Regions from separate parts of the Mus musculus genome. Here all the other regions are linked to region 5. A link is a loop called in an ENCODE intact Hi-C map of the cell type or tissue named here. Cell type or tissue: left cerebral cortex. All regions are shown on one strand. Region 1 has its middle 9.4 kb from the start of Gm52879. Region 2 has its middle 2.4 kb from the start of Gm38901. Region 3 overlaps Tspan11 (tetraspanin 11). Region 4 holds the start of Gm46976 (a long non-coding RNA gene). Region 5 holds the start of Prmt8 (protein arginine N-methyltransferase 8). Region 6 overlaps Tspan11 (tetraspanin 11). Region 7 overlaps Cracr2a (calcium release activated channel regulator 2A).

The links. Peaks named below come from ENCODE experiments on the same cell type or tissue, not always from the same donor. Only the 100,000 strongest peaks of a DNase experiment are listed, where the experiment ranks them.
Region 1: it touches region 5 in a loop (4-fold over the local background); 3 of 42 quality-filtered maps call a loop at or near these places.
Region 2: it touches region 5 in a loop (2.0-fold over the local background); 2 of 42 quality-filtered maps call a loop at or near these places.
Region 3: it touches region 5 in a loop (11-fold over the local background); 4 of 42 quality-filtered maps call a loop at or near these places.
Region 4: it touches region 5 in a loop (8-fold over the local background); 3 of 42 quality-filtered maps call a loop at or near these places.
Region 6: a loop joins it to region 5, with 3 times the contacts of the local background. A loop is called at or near these places in 7 of 42 quality-filtered maps.
Region 7: it touches region 5 in a loop (4-fold over the local background); 5 of 42 quality-filtered maps call a loop at or near these places.

The regions. Positions count from the first base shown.
Region 1 is chr6:128,090,132-128,094,131 of GRCm38, reverse strand. It overlaps a transcript of Tspan9 not described here. Among named protein-coding and RNA genes, the nearest start is that of Gm52879, 9.4 kb to the left of the region's middle. In left cerebral cortex, CTCF peaks have their summits at 2,221 and 2,426 (motif pointing right); a DNase peak (open chromatin) is centred at 2,483; H3K27ac peaks cover 768 bases.
Region 2 is chr6:127,877,730-127,881,729 of GRCm38, reverse strand. No RefSeq gene overlaps it. Among named protein-coding and RNA genes, the nearest start is that of Gm38901, 2.4 kb to the right of the region's middle. In left cerebral cortex, a CTCF peak has its summit at 2,054 (motif pointing right); no DNase peak of the experiment used is centred here.
Region 3 is chr6:127,900,675-127,904,674 of GRCm38, reverse strand. The region is part of intron 1 of Tspan11 (tetraspanin 11); the gene reads right to left. Among named protein-coding and RNA genes, the nearest start is that of Tspan11, 15 kb to the right of the region's middle. In left cerebral cortex, a CTCF peak has its summit at 1,663; DNase peaks (open chromatin) are centred at 1,922, 3,265 and 3,512; H3K27ac peaks cover 396 bases.
Region 4 is chr6:127,849,337-127,853,336 of GRCm38, reverse strand. It overlaps Gm46976 (a long non-coding RNA gene), which reads right to left and starts at 2,669. Exons shown (of 2, transcript XR_001785372.1): 1 at 2,418-2,669. In left cerebral cortex, no CTCF peak of the experiment used is centred here; a DNase peak (open chromatin) is centred at 1,593; H3K27ac peaks cover 1,037 bases.
Region 5 is chr6:127,766,634-127,770,633 of GRCm38, reverse strand. It overlaps Prmt8 (protein arginine N-methyltransferase 8), which reads left to right and starts at 1,475. Exons shown (of 10, transcript NM_201371.2): 1 at 1,475-1,961. The coding sequence starts at 1,887. In left cerebral cortex, CTCF peaks have their summits at 2,493 and 3,334; DNase peaks (open chromatin) are centred at 2,704, 3,127, 3,528, 3,931 and 5 more places; H3K4me3 peaks cover 4,000 bases; H3K27ac peaks cover 3,959 bases.
Region 6 is chr6:127,919,280-127,923,279 of GRCm38, reverse strand. The region is part of intron 2 of Tspan11 (tetraspanin 11); the gene reads right to left. Among named protein-coding and RNA genes, the nearest start is that of Gm38903, 7.3 kb to the left of the region's middle. In left cerebral cortex, a CTCF peak has its summit at 2,385 (motif pointing right); DNase peaks (open chromatin) are centred at 1,009 and 2,398.
Region 7 is chr6:127,623,805-127,627,804 of GRCm38, reverse strand. It overlaps Cracr2a (calcium release activated channel regulator 2A), which reads right to left. Exons shown (of 19, transcript NM_001368877.1): 7 at 1,880-1,970. Among named protein-coding and RNA genes, the nearest start is that of Cracr2a, 64 kb to the right of the region's middle. In left cerebral cortex, CTCF peaks have their summits at 2,224 and 2,425 (motif pointing right); DNase peaks (open chromatin) are centred at 165 and 2,444.

The sequences.
Region 1 (4,000 bases), 320 kb before region 5:
TCTTGACCCAGTTCCGTGTCGCTTCCCAGTCCACGCACACCTCTCCAGACTAGCTCCCAGCCCCTGGGCGGGTCTCCAGCGAGCCTGGGCCGGCAGCCCAAGTTGGGTATCCCACTTTTGGCCACTGGGAATGCTTCTTTGACCCTTCTGGCCCCTTTGTTGGGTTCTTCTGACTGGGGGCTGGTCCTCTACTGCCCCCTCAGCCACTCTTCAGGGTCTTCTTCATCCCACTGGCTGTAGGCTCTTAGCCTTGTCCCGTTTGGCGGTTACTCCTTCCACACAGGTTCTCATGAGGACCCTGGATGCTGGCACAGGGCAGTGATAGATCCACTAGGTAATTACTAGCTCCAGCCTGAATGCCCCTGTCCCCCTGTAGGATTGTCCTGAGAGGCCCAGGCAGAGCCACATGTGCTTCCAGAGCCAGCAGCTGTTTCCTCTGAGTTTCCTAAACCACCTCACTATCCCCTCACCCCTTCCTGTCACTCTGTGTACATGGTGGGTCCCCCCGCCCCAGTCCACAGGTTTATGGTTTCAGGCCTATTTTTGACCATAGAATCAAAGCTGACCCCCTCCCCATGGAGGAATTCTTGGCAGGAGTACGCAGATGGAAGAGGTATTTTGGGGCTCTGAGGGTTTATTCCGAAGCCCCTTCACCATCTGCCGATGACAGAGACTCTACCCACCATGCTCTCTTCCTCTGAGGCCTGTCCCCACCCCCCTTCTTCAGACCTAGCTGCCTCAACAGGCCCCTTCCACCAGGGTAGGGTTGAGGCAGTGACACCCGGTACTCAATTTACTTAAAAAGCCACGTGGCTGTTACAGGAAAAATTCCCTGCTGTGAAAGATTTGCTAGCACCCGGGCCAGATTGGAGAGCCTCCATTCCCCGTGTAGTCTCCAATCATAGCGCCCTTCTGTGGGAGGTCACACGGGAAACTTGGTATGGATTGGGGATCTTCATCTCTCATCTCAGTGCCAAAAAGGCCACTTGAGAGTATGTGGTTGGGGGGTAGCTTCGTGAGAATAACTTGCTGGAGAGGAGGGGAGAGGAGAGGAGGCAGAACTGAAGGCTACCTGCTGAGTATCTATCATGATAGAAGAGTGCCACTGGCCAGCCACCCTGGTCAGTTCACTGGCTCTGCAGTATAGAACTGTCCTGGGTTGTAGTTTCCTCAGCTACCAATGGCATTAACTCTGCCATTGTGAGAGGTGATCCTTGGAGCTACTCCCAAAAGGTGTCACATGAGGTTGGCCACCCTGACCTTGTTGGAGGTCAAGCTCCAGGCAAGTGCTTTCCTTTTTGTGCGAGCCAGTATTGACCTTGAGTCTCCATCCCCCATGCTGTGGCTAACCCAGAGCTAAACAAGTCACAGTGTTAAAAATAGCCTCACCCTCACTTACATGTCCAGCGTGCTGCTTCTGCGGCGTGGATGGGTGATAGACCGACACTGTCTTCCCAGTTACCAAGTTACCAGTTACTGACATCTTAGTGTAGGTTAATCTTGTAGATATTTTGGCCTCAGAAGGACCCATGTAATGATCCTTTGTTGTACCAATGGGGGCATGTTAAGGTTTTCGGGAGGAAGGAACTTACCAGGCATTTGACAGACATCAGGGGTGAACCGAAGCATGCGCTCAGATCACACTATGTCTGTCTTGCCTCTTGGATGGGCAATACAGCCCAGGGTTCCGGAGGGCCCACTGTTTCTCTCAGGATAGCTGCTTTAGAGTTGACAGTCGCTCAGGTTTCAAGGCCCACAAGCAAACTGGAAGCTAGATGGCCTTCTATAAGACAAGAAGGAAGGAGGCCTTGGGACAGTAGCAGCTAGAGCTCTTTTGAGTCCTCAGTCTTCCAAGGTTGGAAGTAGGGTCTCTGAGGTGTAGGCCGAACTATGAGGCCAGCTGCCTAACAGGAGGGCGACCGCTAGTGAACACGAAGAAGTAGAGAAGATGGATGGGTGAGCCAGTGACTGGTGCCCAGGGCGGAAGGATGAGGGAGGTGGTGTGTGACATGGAAGAGACAGTGATGCTGGCACAGATGGGGGAAGGAGGGGCTGCATGAAGACAAGTGCGCAGCCTGGGGGCCCCTGGCTGTGGCAAGTGACAGGAAGAACAGCTGAAAGGAACCAGAGGAGGAGAGGAGGAAAGGCCACCCAGGACAGTAGGCATGGTCAGGACTGACATCATGCTTTGCTGCCTGCCGATTCAGGCCAATCGCCATTCCAGCCTTTCTGCCCTTTCTCCTAAGCCCTTGGATGGACATCTGGCAGGTCTTCTGTTTTGTGAGGGTGTTGCACTTTTTTTTTTATCTGGCACTCACGACTCCTGTGTGGGTTCTACTTGTGGTCACCTAGTCTCAGTCTGGACTTGTTGGGGAGGGGGATATAGCCCCTGAGACTTCTTGGTGGCCTTGTTGTGGTGCCTGCTCTTCCATGTGCTGGCCACTAGATGGCAGCAGGAAACCTGTTGGTTTTTTCCAGCAGGTTGTTTTACTCAGTCTAGCTTTCCTGGCCATGTGGCCCTCTGCCTCAGTCTCAAATCACATTTGTCACAGGTTCTTAGATGGTTCTGAGGCAAGGCTGAGTGAGATGAAGCCGCATCAGTCTACTTTTGAGAAGTGGCTGTCTCAGGACACTGTCACAGGCTTGGAGGTGGCCTTTCAGCACCCTACCTGTGGCCAAACACCCTTTGTAGGGTGTTCCTGCTGTAGACTACACTCTAGCTGTGCGTTGCAGGGCTGTGTGGGGCCCAGAAGCAGAGAACTGGGCTCTGAGGAAACTGAGACTGCCCACCTCCACCTCAGCTTGGCAGCCTGTGTGGTTGGTGCCAGACATGGAGGGAGGGGTCATGCCTAGGGCAGGACTAGCCTGGGAAGAGCAGTGCTGTAAGATCAAGGACAGAGCTTTCCTGCAGCAGGGACATACAGCACTAGCAAACTCCCTGGAAGCTCAGCTTGAGTCCAGAAGTGGGCGGAGTCTGCCGATTTCATGGCCCATCTACTCCCAGCAACCCCTGGGTGTAGTCCCCCATCCCACAGCTGGTCATAGCCACGTGTAGCCTTAGATCTCTGCAGGGTAGTCCCACAGGATGCCAAGCCACACCCCATTTCAGGTTCAGTCTTCAGTGCTCTGAGTGTTGTTTCTGGGTCTGCAGTTTTTGTCTGGCGTCAGGGCTCATATGTCTTTCCTACAGTTTTGTGTCAAGGACTGGGCTGTCCTCTTGAGACCCATGGCGTGAACTGGAGTCTCAGAGAGGTCAAGGGTATTTTCAACGTTTCCAAGATAAAACGCTGAACTGGCCATTGATCCGGAGGCTGGGACATTTTTTATTCTTCCTGTAATGATCAGCTTTGCACGTGGCGGGGTTAGTGGGTGAAAGAGAAATTCTCCCAGGATGCCAGAAATGGGGACACGATCTGTCACCACCCCCACCTACTACCTCTAAGTACCCTATTAGTCTGTACCCCAAACATAGCCAGGGATGGGACCCTAGTTGTTCTATGGAGATACCAGGTGGCCCCAGCTGCCAGAGCCTTCCGCTGGTTAGTGATGCTATGTAGGCATCTGGTAGGGGATGAGAGTGTTTGGTGGTGTGCCTTGCACTTCTAACTGGCCTATCGAGCTAGTGTTGCTGCCCAGACCCTACCCATGGTAGTTGCTCTCTCTGGGACCCCATTCTAGGTGGCCTCCCCGTGTGGAAGCACTGTCCACGATGGGGGCAATGGTGGCATGACTTCATGTCAGTGCCCTCTGCTGGGTATTTTTGAGGTTCCAGGCTGGGGTGGGGGTCCTAGGTCCTTGTGTAGGCGTGCCTACTTTATCAGCGGTCCTCCATCTGTGTGACAGGCTCAGTAAGGAGGTCCTTGTACAGTCCTTTTCCCTACCAGTATACACCTTCGAATCCCAGGTTATGTCCTGACCTCCTGATGTCCTGGCTCCCAGCCCCTTCTTTTTGCTTCTCGGCTCTGCCTGCAGCCGGCTTTGTCACAGACACCTTCCACTG
Region 2 (4,000 bases), 110 kb before region 5:
TAAAAGGTTGAATCAAAGATTAGTGCTGTGTTATCTGAGAAAACATCCTTTGAATAGTAAATCACATTAAAAGTCTCACATGGTTGGCAGCTTATCAAATTTTTTTTCAGATAAGTTCCTAAAAATGGAAAGAGAGAAATGGTTTGTTTCTTAGACACTCAAGTGTGTGTGTATGTGTGTGTGTTGTATGAGAGGATATATATATATATACCAAAGAATTCGTTATCCACTGATGGTCACTCATTACTAGAATTAAAGCTATCTGTTGAAAAATATTAAATATGACTAAAAGAATTATAACTAAGTTACATAAATACCAAAATTGTTAAAAGAAAAAAAATCCACAGTGCCTAAAAATCTCACTTTTAATCCATTTGAGAGTCAGGCACGGAAGAAAGAGAAGAGAACAGAAAAACACCACAGACAGGAAGTTCAAATGTGTAAAGCCATAAGTCCCAATATACCAGTACCCAGGATTAAAATGATTCCAATGCTGACTAGGTAACACATCAGCTTTTCTCCCCTTGCTATAACAATATGCCCGAGAGGGTGACATGTCCAGAGGCACAGACAGGGAGCAATCACAAGGCACGTCACAGCCATAGAGTCTGTCATTCATTAGGCAAACTCCACAGTAGCTCCAACGGCAACACAGCAACGATGGCTGTGCAAGTGACCTAACACAACCAAAGGTTTCAGGGACACACTGTCCAGCTGAGCAGCCCCTAGTCACATAGCCTGGCCAGTAGCTGGCCACCACGTTGCTGATCACATTGGAATGAGTGCTGGCTGATTTGCACCCTAGGGGTAAAATACACAGCAAATGTCTGCAAATTGGAACAAGTTTTACATTTTTCATTAATATTTTAAAACATTGATCACTCAATGAAAAGGTCTTAATTTAGGTATGAGTTGAGCAAGACATTTTCAAATTAATCTTGCCCTGCCATTTTCTCTTTCTTTCTTTCTTTCTTTCTTTCTTTCTTTCTTTCTTTCTTTCTTTCTTTCTTTCTTTCTTTCTTTCTTTCTTTCTTTCTCTTCTTCTTCTTCTTCTTCTTCTTCTTCTTCTTCTTCTTCTTCTTCTTCTTCTTCTTCTTCTTCTTCTCCTCCTCCTCCTCCTCCTCCTCCTCCTCCTCCTCCTCCTCCTCCTCCTCCTCCTTCTTCTTCGAGTGTGAATGGTTACTAGAGATCAAAAACAAGACTGTTCACATTGTTCTTTGGCTGAGCAGCAAGGAAACGGGTTTAAACTGACATGAAGTGAGAAATGAGGAAATTGTATAGAAGAACATTTTTCACTTGGATTTTTACACATTTTTCCTCTGAGTAACATTTATAAATTGATCCATTACCTGACCATAGGACCATCTCAAACGTGTCTAAAAATAGCTCCTACATAGGCTGTGGTATTTAACCACAATGCTTTTTCTTGGGCTAAATGCACCTTCCTGGTGTGTGTTGAAGGACTGTTGCCCTCCACGGTGGCTTTGAGAACCGGCCTTTTCAGGGCAAAGTCTGTGGCCTGACCTTGAAGATCAGGCTCTGCTTCTCTTCAGGACTGAGTTATCCGAGGTTCTCCACTGTCTTGTGTTCCCAACTCACATGGTTTGATGCTGCTTTTGAAGGCCCCTCAGCAAAGCAAATGATAGCAGATTAGCCTGGGAAGAACCTGTCTGTGGATTTCTTCATTATTGTGAGAACTGGGCGGGGCAGCACCGGTGGGTGGGGCAGCATTGGTGGTCGGTCCACGTGTTCTGCCTTATCCAGTTGATGATACTGAGTTTCAAGGCTTTCCCTTCCAATTCAAACTTGGGGGTTGCCTGACACTATTCATTTCTTGTGAAGTTTATTCATGTTTGGCTGGAGGTTTTTTCCCTCATTAATCTAATATTACTTTCTAAGTATCCAACATTGGTATTTCTAGTCAGCAGCAGCAGCCTTCTATCATTTCCAGCTGTATCACTCATTTATTCTTTTTAAAAACGGTTCATTTTTATTTTTATGTATGTGCCTGTGTGAGTCTGTCACTTGAATGCAGTACCTACAGAGGCCAGAAGAGGGCAGTAGATCCCCTGGAGCTGAAGTTACAAGTGGCTATGAGCTGCCTGATAAGTGTGCTGGGAACTGAACCCATGTTTCCCCGGAAGAGCGGAAAGTGCTCTTAACCACTAAACGGTCTCTTCAGACCCTACACGTTTATTCCTTTTCCACAATATAATCTCTGTTCTGTGTCAAGATGCCGATTTGGATATTTATCTTAGAACCAGTCACCTTCCCTAATAACAGTTTCACAGTGCAGTAAGCCCTGCTGTATCATGAAGAACAATGCAGAATACGTGTGTGTTTCAGTGACACAGTACTCGGAAGAACTGCATGGCTGCAAGGGATTTTTTTTTTTTAATCATGGAGTCATCTCATGAGAAGGAACAGAATTTTTGGAATTTCACCTAAAAAGGGATTCACTGTCCTATTGCTGTGAAGAGATACCATGACCAAGGCAACTCTTCAAAAGAAAGCATTTAATTGGAGGCTTGCTTGCAGTTTCAAAGGCTTAGTCTATTATTATCGTGGTGGTACACATGGTGCTGGAGAGAAGTAGTAGTCTTGAGCCACATCCTAAGCCATAGGCAGCAGGGGTTGGGCTGTGGGTTTCAAAAGCCCACCCCCAGTGACACACCTCCTCCAACAAGGCCACACCTCCTAATCCTTCTAATCTTTTCAAACAGTTCCACTCCCTGGTGACTACACATTCAAATATCTGAGTCTATCAGGGTCATTCTTACTCAAACCATTACAGGTTGTTGTTGTTTTTGTTGTTATTGTTGTTTTTTTGTTTGTTTGTTTGTTTTTAATAACTTAATTGTCTCCCTTTTCCCTTAACTTTCCCCCTCCTCCTTTCTTAATCAAATGTTCCACTAAGGTCCCTGGTCTCAACTATAAGTGATGCTGGCTTTGTGGGCATGCGGCCACAGAGTCACTTAACAATGCTCCAGGCTCAGATGCACCCAGACCTCCACTGACTGTTTTGAAATTTCTGACAATTTTGAGCAAAAGTCTCCATTTTTGCCCTTTTAACCCACATTGTAACTACCAGGAAACTGGTCCTGAATAAAGGCCGTGTCCTGTCCTGATACAGCTTCATACCCCTTAGCTGGCGCCATGCATTCTTTATCCCAGTGACAAGCCAAAGATGAGGGCTGCAGAGTGAGCTAACACAAGCCCTGACTGGCTGTGGTGGGGCTGTGGGCTGAGTTTGTGGGTGCTCAGCGGTAACATGTCCTCCTTGTCGAATCTGCTTGCTCTCAGGGCCATAGGTTCCTGTCCTACCGCAGGCTGCTCAGAACAGAAAACTCACCCTGTCTTCCCTGTTTGTCTAGCTGGCTCCTGTGTCTAGAAATACCCTTATGCTCTGTCAGCATGGTCAGTTCTCCTTGACCTTGACCTTGTGAGGCAGGGCTTAGGACATGTCTGTTTGTTTGCTTTCTGATTTCTAAAACAGTAAGTCTCCAATATGAGTGTGTGTGAGAGAGAAGGGGAGAGTGAGTGAGAGACACAGAGAGAGGGTGTGGGGGAGGGAGGAGCTGGAGCACACGCACGCCGTGGTGTGCACGTGGAGGTCAGGGAACAGTTTTGGTTATTGTCTCCCATCTTGAGGCTTTGGCTGTATGCTCAGGCCAGCTGCCCCATGGCCTCCTGGGAGTTGCTCTGTCTCAGCCTCCTGTCTCCTCACAGGAGCCCTGGTGTCACAAATGCTCACACCATGTGTCCAGCTTCGATGTGGGTCCCTGGGATTTGTGCTATGGTCCTCATGCTTGCCCGACAAGTGTGTTTACCCATAGTTCCACCCCACTGCTTCAGTAGGACTGGGTCTCATAGAGACTACAAGGCATCCACTATGCCATGTTATCCCTCGTTCTTCCGGCTGTCTTGTTTTTAATACGTGCTTGCGTGTCTTGTGTGCTTCATTTTCTTATGTCCCAATCAAGTCAGCTCACCCAGCTTC
Region 3 (4,000 bases), 130 kb before region 5:
GGGGACTCATTGGCATGTAGATGACTAACCTGTCCCAGGGTCCCAGCTCTTCAGGGTTGGAACAATACTCAGCCAGAGAGTGACCAATGACTCCGATTTCCTAGGACAGTGATGCTTCTTGGAAGACGGGATTTTTGAGGCCGGAACCAGGAAAGACTTGTCTTATCTTGCTTCAAGATGCTTCTGATGTCAGCATCTCATTTTGACTCAGAATCCTGGGAGCCATGTCTAGGGACAGTCAGATATCACCCAGGTGTGGTAGGAATCATGTAGTGTGGGTATAGCCTCTCATGGGACTCATATTTAAGACAGTTTCCACCAAAATGCTGAAACCTTTTCACAGATCTCTGGAGCAGCAGCTTCAAGTGCCTTTCCTAAGTGGTGGTGTTGACAGAGGAACAAAGCTGGATTCAGGGGCTGCTAAGTTCACAGGCATGCCACAGGCCTTCTTAGAAAAGCAAGAGCAGATGTCATGTTGATGTCATGTTCTGGGCCATTCCTGAGGACTGGATATGTAATGTCACCAGTTGAAAGACTTGGGGATGACTCTTTCTCTCTCATCTGCAAGCCTGCCCCTCCAACCCCCATTCCCAGGGAATGGGTCTCAAAGAGCTCAGAGGATGAGAAGCCATAGATGGAGCCCAGATGGGCCTGCTGTCCTGGTGGAGTCAGGAATGGTTCTGACAAGGCCAAGAAGCTGGGAGGGCTCTCAGTCATTTCAGAGCTGAGAGCTGCAGGGGTGTTTGGAAGGAGCCACATGATCCTTGGATGTGTGTGTGTGTGTGCTTAGATATGTGTGTGCATGTGTGTGTTTAGATATGTGTGTGCATGTGTGTGTGCACTTGTGTGTGTGTGCTTAGATATGTGTGTGCATGTGTGTGTGCTTGTGTGTGTGCACGTGTGTGTGTGCTTAGATATGTGTGTGCATGTGTGTGTGCTTGTGTGTGTGCACTTGTGTGTGTGTGCTTCTGTGTGTGTGCATGTATGTGCGTACTTGTGTGTGTGTGTATGTCTGTGCTTGTGTGTGTGTATGCATGTATATGTGCACTTGTATGTATGTGCTTGTGTGTGTGTGTGCTAGTGTGTGTAGGTAAAAGGACAACTTTAGGTATTGATGCTCTTTCTACCTTTTTTTTGAGACAAGGGCAGGGCTCTTATTTATTATCTCTGGCTCTCAAACTTCCAGCAGCTCTCTTGCCTCCGCCTCCCATTTCCAGTAGGATCGTGCTGAGATTACAGACCCGTATACTATTTTCTGTTTCTTTTTTAATGTGAGTTCTGGGGATCTGAACTCAGGCCTTCAGGCTTTCACAGCAGGGTCTTTTTCTCTATGGAGCCATTTTTCCAGTCTGCCTGTTTCACTGAGAACTGAAGCCAAGCCCTGGATACCAGGAGGAGCCACAGGTCATGTTGTGGTTTTGCGGTCCACAGAAGATCCCTACTCCTGGTTGGCAGTTATGACTGAGGACTAGAGAGGGAAGCTAAGCTGAGGGTCCCTGTGTGTCCCTAATTTGCTGCTCAGTCCCCTGGTGGGATGCTGAGGGTGAGCCTTAGCAGGACAGTGTGTCTTGACCGGTCTCCTGTAGCTCTAACTTTTGTTTTCCGATTCCTTCAGCTTGATGATCTCATGTGAGAGGTAAGATCATGGTGTCTGTCCTGGGTGTAGACTGCACTTGGGACCGTAGGAGGCAGCAGCCCTGAGTTAAGATGGCAGTCCGTGAACTACAAAGGAACTGCCGATGCTCATAGAACCTTCCAGATTGAGCGCTTCCTTGCTTCTGGCTGCCTGAGCTGGAGACTTGGAATCGTCTGGTTGTGAGCTCCACAGTGAGGCATGTAGGCATGAGCTTGCGTCTCTGGGGAGGCACTACTTTGTCAGAGTGTTGATGTTAGCTCCTGCATACACGTGGATGGATGTGGGCCACTGTTTGGATCAGACTAAGGGTTGATTGCTAACTATAGAGTCTCGTGGATGGTGCTGTAGGTGGACCTTGAATTAAGATCCTGGCAGTAAGAATACTTAGTCTCTAAGTCCTCTTTGATGCTTTCCTAAGTAAGGACAGGATGGGACTTTTTTGGCCTCATTTGCAGCACCAACGTGTGTTATATGTGGGAATCCACCCCCTGCCCTGTTTTTAGCTGTGTGCTCCCATCAGGTTCCACATGAATATGCACATGCAACACACACATACACACTGAGATAGACCTAGACAAACACACACACACACACATGTATACATATACATACACATATATACATACATGTGCACATATATATATATATATATACCTATATGTACACACTGTACACACACACATCACACACACTCACATACTTACAAAAGTACACATACATGTGTCTACATGAATGCACATACATACATACACATAAGCATTTACACAAGCATGCACATATATATATATATATATATATATATATACACACACACATGCACACACACTGACACACACATAAGCACACATATACACATACACACATGTGTGCACACATATGCACACATGCACACTCAGTGTACACACACAAGTACATACAGATTCATATATACACACATGTGAATATACATGTGCGCACATGCATGTGCACACAGTCTCCTCCGGTTCTGTTTGCTGTCACTTTCTGCTAAGTGGTTCTGACTTTTTTCCTTTAAAAAATTGTAGTCTGATCTTTGAAACAGGAACTTCCTGACACATATGACAAGTGTCAGTGAATAAACAAACACAAGAGCAGCACTAATCATTGGGTGTGAGCACCAGCTGTCACCTCCAGCACTGTGATCCTTGGCAAGCCGAATGGCCTCCAGGGACTCAGCATCCTGCTTTGTAAATTGGAGATGGTGCTGGGCCAGTTCTGTCTCCTTTCTGGGTAGTTTTGAGGATTGAATGGACTGGAGAACTTGCAAATACTTCATGTCCTGAAATGCTCAAGGGATGATTGAATCCGGATCTTGAAGGCCTTCCTCAGCGAAGGACAGTGGGATGTCGGGGAACCTTGCTATTAAGGTAGCAATCCCCATGACCAGATGGCTTTCAGTGCTGGATGCAAAATGGTACTCTATCAGTGCAAAAAGTCCCTCTTTATCAGTGGGACTTCCCTGTCTCTGCCTGCCTTTGAACACAGGTCGCTGGCCTTGTCTGAAATATCACCTTGTACAGAGCTCTCTGCAAGCTGCAGCACTCAGCACACATCCCGCTCTGGCTTCCTGCCCACATGATAATTAGGTGCTGTACTATATGCAGTCAGCCTTTCCTGCTTGCTTGATGCCATGACCAATTAGCCCTTTCCACCGGTACCCCTGAAAACACTCATATACACCCTATCCCTGACACAATAAAGTAGAATTGTCTCAGCTGCAGCAGTTTCCAGAGGTCATTCTGCCATACACACAGCCATCCCAACCCTGCTCTTTGCCTCTGCCCCCTTTCTCCCCTCATTATGGTGGCCAACAGCCTTCAGGGAGAAAGCAAGGACACAGTGGAAAGTGGGTGGTGTGTCAAATCTCGGTTGCTGTGACAAAAATGCCAGGGAAAAGTCAACTTAAAAGAGGAAAGGTTAATTTTAGCTCATGGTTTCAGGGGTTCCAATGCACACAGCTGCTAGGCACTGTCACTCTGGGCCTCTGGTGGAGGGGGGACACAGTTCTATTGACCTTATGGTGCCCAGGAAACACAGTGTGGGGACAGGGTCTCAATAGCCCCTTTAAGGACACATCCCAGTGACCTAACTTTCTTACATTAGACTCCACCTCTTGAAGGTATCAGCCCCTCCCAATAACACCACCTTGGGGGCTGAGACCTCTACTCAGAGGCCTTTGGGAACATTCTAGACCCCAGTTACAGCATCTGGGTTACCCCAAGTAACATACTGTCTGTGTCTGCTAGCTCCAGGTCCTCTCTTCCGGTGTCCACTTTGCTTACTAGTGTCTCTGACCAGAAAGATGGTTACTAGAGAGACCCTGCTCCCAGCTGACCATTATCATCC
Region 4 (4,000 bases), 83 kb before region 5:
TGGAACATTGGCAACAGCTAGGAAACAGAGACCCAAGAAGGATTTACTCATGGCCAGAAGCAGTTTGTTGCAGAGCTGAGAGGATCCAGGTCCACTTGTATGGTATGATTAGCTGCAGGGGACTTGTACCTGTACCTTGCCTGCTTATTTAGCTTCGTCTGACCCAGTGATTAGGTGGCTGGCCAGCTGTGCCTTTTAGTGGAGGAATGAAGGGAGAGTGGGGGAGAGCTCCACACTGACCAGGAAAGAGGTTTCCCAGGATCGTCAATGTGGATCAGGAATGACTCCAAGGGACCTGTGGGGTGAAGGGCTTGTGATACTTTAGAAGACAGCAGCAGAGAGGAGGAGTTTAGGTCATTGGGGTTCCCTTGAATGGGGTGTGGGGTCCTAATGAGTTTGTTTTTTTCTTTTGTTCAATGAGGTCAGAGGAAAAGGAAAAGGGACCAAATGGGTCATGTCCTAGAACATAAAAAACTGTGAGCCCAAAGGAACCTTTCCTTTTTTATAAGTCTATAATCTCAGGCATTTTGTTGCAGCAACAGGAGACTGAAAGACAGAGTCTAAAGTCCCTTTCTGAACCTCATTCTCATAAACCCTTTATTTACTCACCTGCTTAGCTCTTGTGAATGTCACTGCAGACCAAGAGTGTTTCCTTTTTCTGACAACTACCACCCTATGTGTCATTGGTGACTAAGGTTGATGTGGTGGGTTTTTTTAAAAAGAATTATTTATTTTATGTATATGAGTACACTGTAGCTGTCTTCAGACACACCAGAAAATGGCATCGGACCCCATTACAGATGGTTATAAGCCACTGTATGGTTGCTGGGAATTGAACTCAGGACCTTTGGAAGAGCAGTCAGTGCTCTTAACCACTGAGCCATCTCTCCAGCTTCAGTGCTTAAGGCTTTTGTTTACTCTTTAAGGTATCTGTTTACTATTTGTTTCCCCCACTGTTCTCTCTCTGCTACCACTGCTGTCTACTACCTCAGTTCCTCATCAGCCTTTTCTGCCCTTGCCCATCCCTCTCTATGTGTCTGGCCAACTTACAAATAGAATTCTGTGGAGGAAATCTGGTGTCTCCCAGGATTGACCAGAGTCAAAGTCTGTGATAGACCCAAGAGTCTTGGCCAAAACATTCATGGTTTTTCTTGTGCCTGGATCGGGACAAGATCTGTAGGTGAGGCTACTCCAGTGAGGTATAGGCCCAAAGCCCTTGGGTTCAGCCCACAGCATCTATTGTACATGCATATAAACAAAAAGCTGAAATGATAGCAGTTCGAATGACCAAGCCGACAATCTTATCAAAGCCAGGTGAGGTGGTCCATACATCCAGTTCAGTTCTGGGCCCCAGCACTTGGGAGGTGAGGTAGGAAGATATCTGTTGAGTTGAAGGCCAGCCTGGGCCACAGAGTGAGAGCCTGTCCCCCAAACCCAGAACAAAGACAAAACAGAATGAGCCCATATGACATCCGTTATTCTAGTGTGGGCTGAAGTATTGTGGAGGCTCTGTGAGAAGGACAGGAAGATACAAGGCATCCTTCTTATCTTCCCAGTAGAGAGCCCACCCACTCTTCCTCCTCCATGTCTTAAATTTAGCGTAAGAACACCCTTGGCTAAACCAAAATGGGCAAAGGCACATGTCCATTTGACTAGACTCCTGCTATAGACGTCAGCATTCATTTCCTGCAGTGGGGCGCTCAGCTTTCAAGGACCTTTGTCTTTGCAGCTTCCTCTGTTACCTTTATCTTGTGGTCCAAAAAGACAGAACAACACTCCACTGGTTGCCCATGCTCCAGGCTTTGCCATGGTGGAAACCTTCCCATATTGAAGCATGGATCCCTAAGGGCCGTCTCTCCATCCTGTCTACCCTATCCACCCTATCTGGGAGCTGAGTGAGCTCCTGTTATCCAGATGCTCAGCTCTTAGAACAACAGGCTGCTGTGGGGTTGGCTGTGATTGGTGGGGCCTTTCTCGTGGTCTGAGTACTTCTTCTGACACATCTGAGAATGTCTAGGTGCAAGAGTCACAGGTGCGTTCCCTGGAGACAAAATGTACCTTGGGGTCCCCACCCTGGCATCCATTTTCTCTTCATTATTCTGGCTAGAGAGGAAACTCTTCAAAGGTACAGTATTTAATTCAAGCATTGAAAAAAAACAACAAAAACAAACAGATAAAAACCTATAGAGATAGGAGATGGCTCAAAGCGTAGGGGCACTTGTATGCAATCATGGTACCTCAAGTCCAGACTCAGTGTTCCCAGGGGCCAAGGCCAAGGCTACCTTCATGGCAGAACATTTGGAAGGTTTGTTTCTATGTGGAAAATATCACTGAGCTGTAGCCCGGGGAAGTGGCTGCCCTCTCTTGAGGAGTGGTAGGGTTGGAGAGTTAGAGGTAGTTTGAGCTGGGGTGCTGACCTTGGTACATGCACACCTGGAGTTGGGGTGTGGCAGTGCTCTCTTCAGCTGTGCAGGCCTCAGTTCCCTCATCTGGAAATGCTGAAGAACAGACATTCCCCAAGCTCATCTCTAATGCTAGCATCTACGTCTCCCATGCTTCTGAAATGCCAGACTGCAGTTCTGTGGTTTCTCAGGTGCTTTCTCCATCATCAGTCATTACAATAGGCTGTGCCTGAGGTCCCCTCAGGACAGATGCCTCAGTGCCTTTGGGTTTATTGGGTAATAAAGGAGAGCAGGAGCAGCAGCTACCTGGACATCACTGGCTACCTGCTGCTGTCTCCCACCCAACTGGTGAGGGAGGGTTAGATGCCTACGAGTCCCCAGTCTCAGACCATCAGAGAGTAAGGCAGTACCAGAGGGCCGTTTGATTGATTGACAGTAAGAAAAGGAACAAAATAAGAAAAACAAGAACAGAAACACATCTCTAGAAACCATTTCCGAAATATCCTGTTTCAATGATGTAAGTTTATTTGGTTATATGCATAGTACCATCGGATCTAAAAGTGCTGTCGAAGGTCATTGATTTTCTTCCAAGCAGAAACGTAAACAGAAAAAAAGCCTGTTGTTAGTGCTAAACAGCCCAGGGCAGCCATTTTTTGCCTCACAGAAGGTAGTTCAGCTTTAAAAATCGATCCATTCAAACCACACTTAGAAACCTTCATCCTTGTCACCTTGGGAAAAAAGTAGAAGAAAAAAAATCATTATTTATATCGCCTATTTAATGCCCACCGGTGAATCAGACCACAGGCTTGCTGGCAGGAGCAAACCTAGTGATGCTTGCTGCTTCCAACTCTGCCCTTCCTCCCCCAGCCTGACAAATACTGGTACCCGAAGGGCTCTGTCCCAGCAGGGGTGATGAACAGAGTCTGTCTCCTCCCACTTCTGTGGACTTTTCCTTGTGCCTAGATGAGAAAATTCCTCCTTGTAGAGAGAAGAAATCTGACCCCTATCTAAGTCATGGAAGACAGCTCTCTGAAATGACACCCTGAAACATCTCAGGCCCCTGAGGTTACCATAACCTTACCTGTTCTCATGGGCATATCCAGCTAGACACAGAGCTGGGCAGCACGGCCTCTGAGCCGTTCCCAGAACTATGTCTGAATCCCTGTGAGTGTGTTAGCTGAAACCTCTGGACTCTTATCAAGATCCTGGCATTAGTGTTGCCTCTGACCGTTCTAGCAACTCCCCAACTCTTCAACCTGTGTGGCCCCTTGTGCAATCACGAGAGGTAACATTTTGGAAGAGCATGGTTCTAGGGATGCTACACAGGAACCTGTGCAGGCACAATATGGGGGTGTGGCCATTTAGCTGTGTGTCCTCCGCAGAGATACCTTTTCTGTTTCTTAATCCCAGATCTACAAAATGCAGAAAACGCTGGTTGCAACCTATTCTAGGGAGTTCTAGCTTTAACTCAGTAGTAGGACACTTATCTCAAGTACTTCTTTAGAGGTTCTGGCAGGAGAACTCAGATCTTCACGTGCCCTAGACCAAAGAGTTGTCCCCTCCTATTAGGAAAGGTTGTCTTCTTCAGTTGAGTTCGG
Region 5 (4,000 bases):
CCCCTCCTCCATACTGTGTGTGGCAGGATGGCAGGATGGCAGGATGGGAGTGAAGAAGGATCAGGCATTGCCAAAGACTGCTCATTCATGCCCAACTCGAATTCAGGTCTGTGGTTTGAGAAGGTTGAGGGGAATTTACTCTTGTTTTGGGATTATCAGTGCGGTTAACCCAAGCTTCTTGCTATATTTTCTTTAATCCTTCTCATCTCCCTCCTCTTCCCGTTTTTTACTCCTCACCTCTGCTCACGGCCATGTCTCTTCTCTTTGCCTGAGGATCTTGGTCTGATAGAAGTATCTATCACCGTGAGCCGAGCTGGGTTTTGGCCCTTTTCCTCAATGAACCTGGGTTAGTTGAGGACAGTCACTCTTACACTTCTTGGCTATCAAAGGCTATGATCAGACTAAACAGGGCGATTGGTTTAAATAACTCAACTAAGGACTGAGATGAAGCGGGAAGAAAGCTCCTGGCACATCTGTGCGGTCCCTGACCTTGACCTGTGGGCCAGAAAGCCTGAAGGTTCAGCTTTCCCGGAGATAGCCAGCTACAGAGTCCTGAGTATGGCCTCCCTCCCCCATTGTTCTATCCCTCAATGCCTGACAGATGGCCCGAAAGAGAGAAAAAAAGCTCTCAAAGTGAAGACAGGAATGCATTGTATAAAAATTCACACCCCCCGCTGCCGCCCAAACTCTCCCTTAAAAAAGGATCGAGAGAATCCTAATGGGTACGTGACATCCTCACGGCTCTCTCCCATAAAAGGGACGTCAGGAGAGGGTGAAGGTGGGGGAGGGGCTGTAGGGGAGGGGGAGAGATGTGTGTCCCCCCGGGAGTGGGGGCTGACAGGCTAGACAGGGGTAGGGGAGCTAGACCGCGGACCCTTTTATTGATTTGTTCCTGGTTGTTTTCCCAAGCCACCTCAGGCAGCCACCTTCACTTCAACCCGGTCCTCCTGAGAGGGGTTTGAAGGCCTTCTGGTCTTGGGTCCTGAGGGTGAAGAAAAGCTAGATAGAGAGGACCTAGAGTTGAAGGAGTTGAGGACTTCCCCCTCCCATCCAGACACCCACCCTGTTCATGCCCCAAACAGTAATCCGCGCAGGAAGGATCCAGGAATCGACCGGGTGGGGGGGCTGGGGAGGGGTGAGGGGCGTAGACATTTGGTAACCGTGGCTGAGTCTTGTCCGGTGCTTGCCCTCGTTAGAAGGACTTGCACTGGGCTGAGACCCTCCAGCAGCCTCGTGGACGCCTGCTTCCCGGAGCCTGGCGCGCGGCCCCGCAGCGTGCGCGCAGCCCTAGCCCCCGCGCCAGGTGTGCGCCGCGCCAGGAGCGCAGCGGAGCGCAGGCGGCCCCCAGACCCCGCGGTCCCGGGCACGGGGGCGGGCTGGGGGTCTCCGCCGTCAGCGCCCCGCCACCCGCTCGCTCCCGCGCACCTCCCACCCCGCCCCCACTCACCGGCTCAGCCCCCGGGAGCGCCGAGCAGGACGCGTGTTGCTTCGCCCAGCGATCGGCAGAAGTTGGGAGAGTTGCCGTCCGCCTCCCGCCTGCCGGACTTCGGAGCCGCTGCCTCTGCCGGCGAGCCCGCGGGGCCGCCTCCCTCCCTCCCGCCCAGCCCGCCGCGCAGGGGAGAGGGGCGCGGAGGGGGTCGTGAGCGCGACCAGAACTTGCAAGTGTGCGAAGGGATGCGAGGCAGATGAAGAGCGAGGAAACGTGAACAAAGTGGCGACCGCAGGAGGGACTCCACAGAGCTCGATTGTCGCGGAGGACGCTCCGGGAGAGGGGCTGGCTGGGATTTTTTCCCCCCTCCTCTTGCATTCTTAGGCTCTCTTTTAAAGCCACATCAGCCGTCTCTCGTTCTTTACTATCTCGAATCCCCAAACCCTTGTTGGCTCTTATGGGCATGAAACACTCCTCCCGCTGCCTGCTCCTCCGGAGGAAAATGGCGGAGAATGCAGTCGAAAGCACCGAGGTAAGGAGGCGACCGGGCCGGGGTTTTCAGCGACCCTGCCTCCCACTGGGACCCCTGTGTGCCGCCGCTGCTTGCTGCCACCACCAACGCCGTGGTGCCAAACTTTCCCCATCCCGCTTGTCCCTGCCGAGAGAGAGAGAGAGAGAGAGAGAGAGAGAGAGAGAGAGAGAGAGAGAGAGAGAAGTGTAGGAGTGTGTGTGGGGGGCGACGGTGCACGTCTCAGTTCCTTTCCCCCTTGAAAATCTAAATTTTCAGCCCCATCACCCTCTCCTGCCACCCTCTGCTCCCTTCCTGTTCCCCTAAGTCCCAAACCTTGGGCAGCCCGGCTCCCCTGCCCCTGTGCACAGGATTCCGATAGTGATCCCGGATCCCGGCTTTACGAAGAGCTGGAGTGGGTTATATTAGGGCCAGGTTTGCTCCCTGCAGTGCACCGATTATCTCCCACCGCTACCTGGGCTTTACCCTTCAAGCTCGAGGTGGTCCCCAAGCTATGGGTCCCTGCAACACCGCGGAGAGCTCCCGGCCTTAGGGGGCCGACCTGGTGGCAGTACTAAGCACCTGCACCTGACCTCCCCCGCAGTCCCCAGTCCACAGCTGGGCCGGAGGTCTGCAGTCCTAGGGTGCTTAAGGCGCCGAGGGAGAGCGGAACCCTGGGAGGGCGCACCGACCGCGGCCCCATTCAGCACCAGGGACAGCGCCCGCGCCTGCCGCAGCTTAGCCCGCACAAGCAGCGGGGGTTGTGCGCCCTGGGCTGCAGCGCGAAACCGGTCTGCGGCCACTTGTCCCGCAGCAGCTTTTAAGGAGGCCGCTCTAGCTCCGCAAATGATACTCTTGCCCTCCGTCTTCGGCAGTCCTTACGGCCGCCCCGTATCTGCCCTTTCTCTACTCCGGAGTTGGCCTTGAGCTGCAGAGAGCCCAGCGGGTCTTTGCGTCCCGAGCAAGTGTGTTCTTTCGCCTCGCTCTGACCCAGCTGTCATCACAATGGGATTTTTCCCTGGTTTTGGGCACCTGTAGTCATGGAGGGGATCGGCATGGGCAGCCCCCTTACCTTCACAGAGGAACTGTGCGCCGAGGTGGGGGTGGAGTGGGGCGTGTGTGTGATCATCCCTTATTCGGTGGCAGGAAAAAGACACAGAGCAAACTCCGGGGCTCTATTAATAGCCCAGTGTCTGGTGGGGCTGCCGTACATTTCACATACGGTAACCCATATGCAGCGTGGGGCTGAGATGGGGGTGTGGCGCGGAGACTGTCCAGGCCTTGCGGGAAAGCAAAAACAACGTGAAGACCTTTCCCGGCCTTCTTTCCTAGAGGTCACAACTCATTCCCCGCCTCACGGTATAGGCAGCAAAGCTTAAGAATACCCATTCCTTGGACACTAGAGGCAGCATGCTTCTGGCAACTGTCGATTTTGAAACAAACACGATCTGGGGCTGGAAGATGAGGGGCATACAGCAGTTAATGTCTTCTCCTTGAGTTAGGGCAAAGCCATTCTGCATGTCGTTCCTTGGACCATCCTCTTCCCCACCCCAACCTGGGAGCAGAGTCTTTGAAACCGAGTAATAGCACCAGACGCTCAGCATTCCCCTCCCCCTCCGCCCTCTGATCGCCCACCCGCGGAACAGGTTTCTAAAAATAGCTTGGAGTCTCAAGGCCGCGCACTGGTGAAGTGTTGGGCCAGCCAGCTTGTAGCAGTCCCTGCAACCCAGTAGCTATAGCTCTTCCCTGCTTTTTCCCTATCCCACCTCATCTTCACTTGTCTTAAAAAAAAATAGAAAATAAAAATAAAAAAAGTTTTCGTGGGTCCTCGTCCACAATCACCCGGACTGGCGTGTGGGGTCTAGTGCAGACCCGGGCCACGTTCCGCAGTGTGCAGTGGCGGCTGCGGCTCTCTCCACCTCGGTGAGGGTTAAAGGCGTCCGGAGCAGGCAGAGCGACGCGCGACAGGCTATTTTTACTCGCTTCCCCCGCTGCTCTGAGCTCCCCCTTCTCAGCAGTCGCACATGCCAGCTCTGCTCAAGGCATCAATGAAAACAGCAGTA
Region 6 (4,000 bases), 150 kb before region 5:
TTCTTACTGACCAGGGATGAAGACCCTTTGCCTTCCCCATGCCGTTCTGGGCTCTCTTTCTCAGCATGTTCCCAGGACTCTCCCAAAATTTCCCAGAGGGCCTTTCATGCTGGCCCATGTGCACATTTGGGCAGCAGTTGAAGAAACAGGCCCACTGAGAAAAAGTGCCCTGCCTGAGGTCTTGCTCTAGGAGGGACAGACACAGAAGTGATGTGGAGCTAGGGCGTGTCCACAGTGCCTGCTCCTTGGAAAGGCTCTATGTTCCTCACACTCCTGTAGAGGATGGGGAGGGACTTACCCGTCATATTCCAGTTTGGTCTTGAGAAGGGTCTGGGATGGGACCCTGGCTCACTCACTGCCGAGGAAGAGGGCCATGGAGCACAGCTAGGAGTTCAGCCTCCAGGGATCATGAGGCCAAAGAATCACTTTGGTAGGGTGATGCTTTGAAGAATACATTTATGCACCATGCGGGTACTACAGGTGCCACACATGGAGTAGGAGAGCTATTTGCTCAGGACTTGGGGACTTCTGAGAAGCTCTGCCATCTGATCCTGGGAAGGTCAACTTCCTCTTGCCCCTGGTTTTCAGATCCCTATTGAAGAATGGGCCCTTTCCTCCAGATGAATAATGGAGGGTTCCTTAGAGGTCTTAGTGTGGTCACGGCTACAGGGCTCTGCTCCTCCCCCACTCCACTTCTGCCCACACCTGGGGAGCTCATTCCTATAAAAGGTTCCCCATCTGGACCACAGTGACTCCATGGTCATTTTCCCATTCTCCGTTCGGCACAGTGACAGACCTCAGGAGAGCAGAGCTTGGGGGTTCTTAGGAATTAGTCCACCCCAGGCACTTACATCATGTGACTCACACGTACTCTGCCAGTTTCTTGCCTATTACAATCACCCGGGGAGGACGGGGCAGGGCATATTATCCTGAGTGGCAGATGAAGAAGGAAACGGGCTTGTAGGGAATAGCAGTATGCCTGGGATGACACCGTTAGTTTCAGAACTGAGATTCATGGCCAGGTCTTTTGAGGACAGAGGCAGGACTGTGCTTGGATCCGACAAAGTGGGTGTGCCTGATCCTCCACGTCTGCTGTTCAAATGGACGATTCCTTTCAAGCACTCTTTTATCTCCATTGGCAGCTCCAAGGGAAGTCAGCGTAAGGGCACCACACAGGACCACGGCTGTGCTGCTAAATGGAACTGGAGAGGCTAACCTTCTCACTACCACTTGAGGCACAGTCCCCCCTTCCACTGTAACCTCTCTAACCTCAGGGTGTACTTTTTGATGAATAGCATCTTATGCTATACATGCCAGCACCTTCTCTTAGCGGTACTAATGACAGCAATGATGTAGCCTACAAATCACGCTTCGAGTCAGGAATCCCAGGACACAGTTCAGAGACCCCATGGGTAAGGGGTATCTGTGCCCCTCACAATTCCTGTGAACGTTCTGAGTCTGGGTGGGTAGAGCTACAACACATGCGAATGACTAGTGGCTATCCTTGTTGGTCAGCTTCCATGACCACTGGGAACTGGGAGTAAAACATCTCCCCATTATTCCCTTATATAACTGTATTGCCTGGAAAGGCTTGAGTGAGGGTCTCAACTCTGAACAATTCCTGTGGGAGATGGAGACAGTCCTTTCATGTCTTTGACTCCTCAGTTCTTCATCTTTTAAGTTGAGAGAGCCCCACTAGATTGGTGGCTCTAATCTAATCTAATCTCCTAAAGACCTCTTCAGCTACTTTCTTGCAAGGACTTATCTGGATGTGTGCTTTGTACATGGTGTACCGACAAACTTCAGTCCAAGATACACAGTACATTAACTAAGAAATAATCTCTCTCTCTTCCTCTCTCTCTCACTCTCCTTCAAAACAAATTAACTAAAAGCACAGGATACTGCCAAGCAGAAATTCTGAACATCATAAGATAGTTAATGGGTACAATCTGTATCAAAAGGGGCATACATTTTTTTTTAACTAGGTAGGCTAATGCTGAGCCCCACCCATCCCCAAACCAATAACATGAGCACCCACATCTAGGACTCTCAGAGGAATAAGCTCAGACTGGCTTGTGGACAGGTAATCTGCTGGGGTACATGGAGCAACTCGGAATCGAATAAAAAAGAATCATTTAACACATAAAATAATGCATTTGGGATCAAGGGCTGAAGTCTGCCTGCATGCATGTGTCCAGATAAGTCTCCAAGTTTTCTCCACGTCCTCAGAGTCGTGGCAGCATAATAACGAGAGGAGCTATGAAAAAACCAGAAGCCCGCACTAATCAGCACCCCTGGGAGTAAGACACAGGCAGGGGCTTTTTAGAAAGTTCCCAGGTGCCCCTTTGAGAATCACAGCACAGGTCCAAGCGTCCTACCCTCTCTTCCCAGTAGATGGCGCTGTGAAGTCCCATAGAACACAACTGGCTTAGTGCCGCTTCTCAAAGCCCTGCCTCCTTCCTTAAGGGCAGCTGCCAGGGTGACTAAGGTTCAGAGCTTGAGCAGTGCTTTACCCCGTACTTGTAGATCTTACAAAATATCAGATCTGGTAGGGAAGCTGTCTCCAGCCACAACACAGGATCTGGGAGCGTCTGGAGGGCCATCCTGCCTAATCAAGGTCTAGAAGACAAGCTTAGGCTGGGTCTGATAATCCATAGAAAGCAAGAGAATGGCATGAATCAATTGTTCTGGGACCCCAGGGTCCCTCTTCCCAGAGAGTTCCAACTAGAGGAGAAGGTAGCTAAAAGGTACTGTAACTAGCCATGAGGAGCAGGAGGGTCTTAACTCCTTCAGGGACTTTGGTTTGTTGTATTGGACTTGGTCACCTCCACCTCTAAACAATAAGTAAAAATGTTCATTATTGGGATGGGTCACCAGGTGTCACAGGAGGTAGAAGCCAGAAAGACTGGGCCAAGTCTTTTGGGTTGTATGATTAACTGGGTGTGGGGTGGGACAAATTTTTTAAGTCCCAGTGTCTTTATCTGCAGATTAAGCCACTGGGCAGGGACTGTGGAGTAGAGCACTGAGCCCAGATCTGGTTTCCCCAGTCATTTGCATCAGCTTGGTTCTGTAGCATCAGCTCTTCATAGGACAGAGATGGCTTTCTGTTAAATAGTAGCTGAATTTTTCAGCTATGACCTGTTGCTAGTGCACCAGAAAACACTATGTGTGTGCATGTGCCTGTGTGTGTGTGTGGTGTGTGTGTGTGTGGGTGTGTGTGTGTGCAATCCAGGACACCTAACCTATCGTGAGCAGCCATCCTTGCCTAAGGCCTGAGGGGACTCAGGTGCAGACCTGGAGGGAAGCAGGCAGAGGGTGTGAGAGCAATTATGGAATTTTTTCTTTTTTTTTTTTTGCTCAGGATTTCACAGGTAGGGTTTCTCTGCTGGAGACACAGGGAGCTATGGGATCTCTAAGAAGGCAGGGTTCTCTGCTCCCTGTAATGGACTGCCTGCAGCTTTGAAAGGCAGGAAACACACAGGGTGGAGGGCCATGTGTCGGGAGTGGTGGGGCAGAACAGGGTTGCTTGCTATGTGCTCTGTGGCATTCTGGAAAGGTTTGGGGTTAGGTGGAAAGGCTGACTCACTCAGGACCACGCTCCTCATTCATGAGTTGTCCTTGGGCAGCTTCCTCAATGCCACCACCACCCGTGTACCCATCAGCCTTTGCAAGAGCACCGATGTCTCTCTGTGATGTCTGCATGGTGATTCCTCCTGCTGTTAGACTCACGTCACTATCCTCACTGTAAGGTCCACCCTGGCTCCGGTCCCATATCATCCTTGAGCTCCTTCTACCCAGAGGTGGGCTGGTCCCCTTACTGAACTGCACACCACCCCCATACAGAGCCCAGACTCTCCTGCAATTGCACCCCCCCCCTTTAAATATTTCCCTCACTTGGGTAGGTTTCCCTCTCTCATACCCTGGCTCTGACAGCCTCTTAGGAAGTGTTCACTCTTTATTTTCTATTCTATTCTATTATTCTTAATCTTTCTGTGTGTGG
Region 7 (4,000 bases), 140 kb after region 5:
ATTTGCCACATACACATCCAGTTTCCCTGAACACTGAGAGCGCCAGAATGGTTTAAGGCACTGAAGGACAATGGGGGTGGTCTGGAATAGTTGGCAAGCCTCCAGGGAGGGCTCCGGCCAGATATTTCTGGAAGGCATTCAGATTTCCCTGCAGCATGAATGGTGTCTGTGACGTTAAGTGGAGCAGCGATGCGGATAATCCAAAGCAGCCGAAAATTGAAATCTGGATCAAGGGGAAGAGCCTGAGACAATAGCCTGGGCTTAGCATCGAGAGGCAGCAGCCAAGACCAGCAACCTCCTGCTAAAAGCTCACAGAGTAGGGCAGACAGTAGAAGGGAGAACAGTTTCCCGAATCCTTTTTAAAAGTGGGATATACCAAAACACATCTTGCTCAGCTTGGGTTTGGTAAAGGAGAGGCTCCTCGCCAGTCCCCACCTCCTAAAACAACAACAAGGGCTGGAAAGACAAAGGCTCAGAGGTCTGGTTACTGGGGTTCACTATGAATGGGGGTGCACCAGAACAGGGATACATTGGGAACAGGGGCACAGTATAGGAACACACCCAGGGTATACTAGGAAAGGGTGCTCTGGGAATAGAAACATGCTGAGATCAGGGGTGTGTTGGGAACAGGGATGCACTAGGAACCAGGGTGCTCTAGAAGCAGGAGTATACCAGGGACATGGCTGCAACAGAGCAGAGGTACACTGGGAACAGGGATATACCAGCGACAGGCATACACTAGGTTCAGGGGTACACAAAGAATAGGGGCACACCAGGAACAGAGGATGCAAGCTTCACATCTTCTCTCATGGTGCTGAGGATGGTGGGCACTGGGTTCCCTTGGTGATTGTGTTTTCCAGTTTTTAAGAGGAAAGGGTAAGAAGCCTCATCTCTAATCACTGCCTCCTTTGGGGCTGCTATTTAGGGAATAAGATGGGCTGGTAGGTTTTGATGGAACTGCTAGGTAGGTACAGATGTCAGCTGAGTGATGTCAGCTGAGTGATGTCAGCTGAGTGACGGCCAATGTCTAGGTTGCTTTAGCTGCAGAGGTATGCTCTGTAACTCATCCATCACACATTTCCTTCCTTCCTTGCTTGCTTCTTTCCCTTTTTCTTCTTCCCATTTTCTTCTTCTTCTTCTTCTTCTTCTTCTTCTTCTTCTTCTTCTTCTTCTTCTTCTTCTTCTTCTTCTTCTTCTCCTTCTTCTTCTTCTTCTTCTTCTTCTTCTTCTTCTTCTTCTTCTTCTTCTTCTTCTTCTTCTTCTTCTTCTTTTCTCTCTCTCTCTCTCCCCCTCCCTCTCCTTTCTTCTCCTTCTCTCCAATCCATCCAACAAAATCCATACATTTATCTTTCTTCAGCTATCTATCCATCTATCCATCCATCCATCCATCCATCCATCCATTCCATCTATCCACCCATCCATCCAGTCATCTATCCATCCATTCCATCCATCAGTCCCATCCATCCATTTACCCTCTCTCCTTCCTGGCTCCCTCCCTCCTTTTCTCCCCTTTTTCCTCCATTCCCTCCTGTCAGTCCATCCATGCACACCTCCATGCATTCACATGCTCACTCACACATTGATTGAGCAAACACCCACGGGGCATCTCCTATAGCCCAGACATGCTCAGGTAACCGAGGCAGAATTAGTAAGCAAATAAACTTACATGCTAGGAGGAAGAAACAGACAATATGGAATAAAAGTAAATATGTATTCTACATACTTTGCTTGGAGGTGGTAAATGCCTGAACATTAAAGCAGAAAAAGAAAAGGTCACAAGAAGGAGCTAGGATCCTTCTTACTAGGGAAAGGTACTCAGAGTAGGCAGGTCTACCAGTTAGCCGTCCCCTAGCACGCGGCATAGGAGTGAAACACTCACTTTCAGGAGGAACTGCTCCCTCTCACTTTTGATCTGCTGCTCCATCTCCTCATAGAGATGCTGGATTTCTTCATCGTAAGCAGCAATTTTCCTGGAGGGACAAATGAAGAAGCTGACAGGGTTTCCCCAAGATCCACTTATCCCACAGCCATAGTTCCTGGAGCTGAGACCCTGGGGCCATGAACAGTTGAGGGACTGTGTAAGTCAGGCCAGCCAAGGCTCAGTCCTTCAAGGCTGACTAACCAGGCAAGGCTGCTGTTCACAGAGGCCAGCTACATAGACTGTGGTTGCTAAAAGGCATCGTGAGCCTGCTGTCTTCCAGATCAGTGCCAGACCACCAGGGCACTTCCCAATACAGATACACCCCACATTTCTTCCTTGACTCTGCTTTACTCTGAGCCCTGGTCTCCTGCACTTTCAATCCCTACGCTGATACCTCTGCAGGTAGACAGTCTGAAACTGCACCCGGTAGGGATCCTTCCTGCTCAGCACCTCAGTGAATCCCATTCCAGTTTGGGGGCCTTCTCTACTTTTCTACACCAAGCCTGACACTGTACCACCAGAGGGCGCTAGTGCAATTGTGAGCTTAAGTCCACACTGTTCCCAAAGATTTCCTGAGGATGAAGGTCTATGCAAAGGAAGGGGTCTCATGCCATCCCGGGCACAGGGCCAGAGATGCACAGCAGGAGGCTGGTGGTGCTGGTTAATGGCTGGGGATGACACTGAGGTGACCTATTCCTGCTCCATCTCTCAGCAACCTCTCCGCAGCATGAGAGCCCATAGGGCATGAAGTGAGTAGGGGGATAAGCACATGCCACTATACCTGGATGTTTCTCCTCCCTCCCTCCGTTCCTCTCCCTCTTCCTCTCTCCCTCTCCCTCTCTCTCTCCTTTTCCCTCTTCCTCTCCCTCTCTTTCTTATGTGGTTTCTGAGAATGGAACTACTCAGGTCCTGGTGTTTTTAAGGCAAGCTCTTCCCCAACAGAGCTACCTTCCAGGCCATGGTAGCAACATTTTCACAACTTTTCTCTGGCCATGCATGGAGAACCTCCCCTCTGGCCCTCACTTCCTATTCTTTCCCCTCTCTTGTAGAAAGAACTCCAGCTTGGCATTGTGGCTCTCAAGAACCATTTTGAAGGTGTAGTGCACACACACACACACACACAATGTCACTTGCAACACTAAACTCCAAGCTGGCAGGCCCACTGTGACCTTCACACTGTGACCTTCATGGATGGTCATGCTACTAACAGAGGAAGCAGCCTCATCTTCAGCTCTAAGAAGTACTGGGAAGATACCTGGACAAACGTAAAGGATAAGAATGTAACTACTCCCCTGAGCCCTCCACCCTTTCACCCTCGTCCCATGTTCACTTTGGACTCCCATCTAAGGCCAGGCTTCCATTATTGTTCCAGGCTTTTCCATGGCCCAGTCACTGTCCTATCTTCTTCTTCAGGGAGTGGGCTTCACCACATGTAAACACTAAGTAAGCAACACGGATAAACCATTTTGACTGGCATTTTTCCAGCTCTTGAGAAACCAAGCGCTGGACCCAGACAAAAACACTGGCTTGAGAGCCATGGTCCCAGACAGCATCTCAGACTCTGAATTCCAGCTCACTGCTCTCCCCAAAGCCAGAAACTTGAAGCAATGGCACAGTGGTTTCGGGTTGTGCTCAGCGAAGATGCCGGTCTTTCCAGATTTCACAATTCAGGGCTGTCTATGAATCTGCTCAGCATCCAGGGAATGGAAAGGTTCCTCTGGACAAAGAGTAAGACATCTCTTCTTGTAAATGACAGGTATGTGAGCTTGTTCCTCTCAGCTAACCCATCGGGACAGAAAGGAAGCCGTGGAGGCAAAGTGAGAAGGACACCCCAAGGTCAGGAGTAGACGTAGTTCAAAGGAAGTAAGGTGGGGTCTCTTCGGCCCTAAATTACCTTTACACTCTTGAAACAGCCCAGATGCTGGATAGAAAATGACATCAACTAAAATTTTGGGCAGCAAAATGCAACTACATAAATACCGGAGAACTAATAAAACAGGACGAGAGCAACTTAAAAACTGATTTGGCTCTGCTCTGATTCTAATTAGAGTCATTCGTATAAGCTGTTTACCATCTATG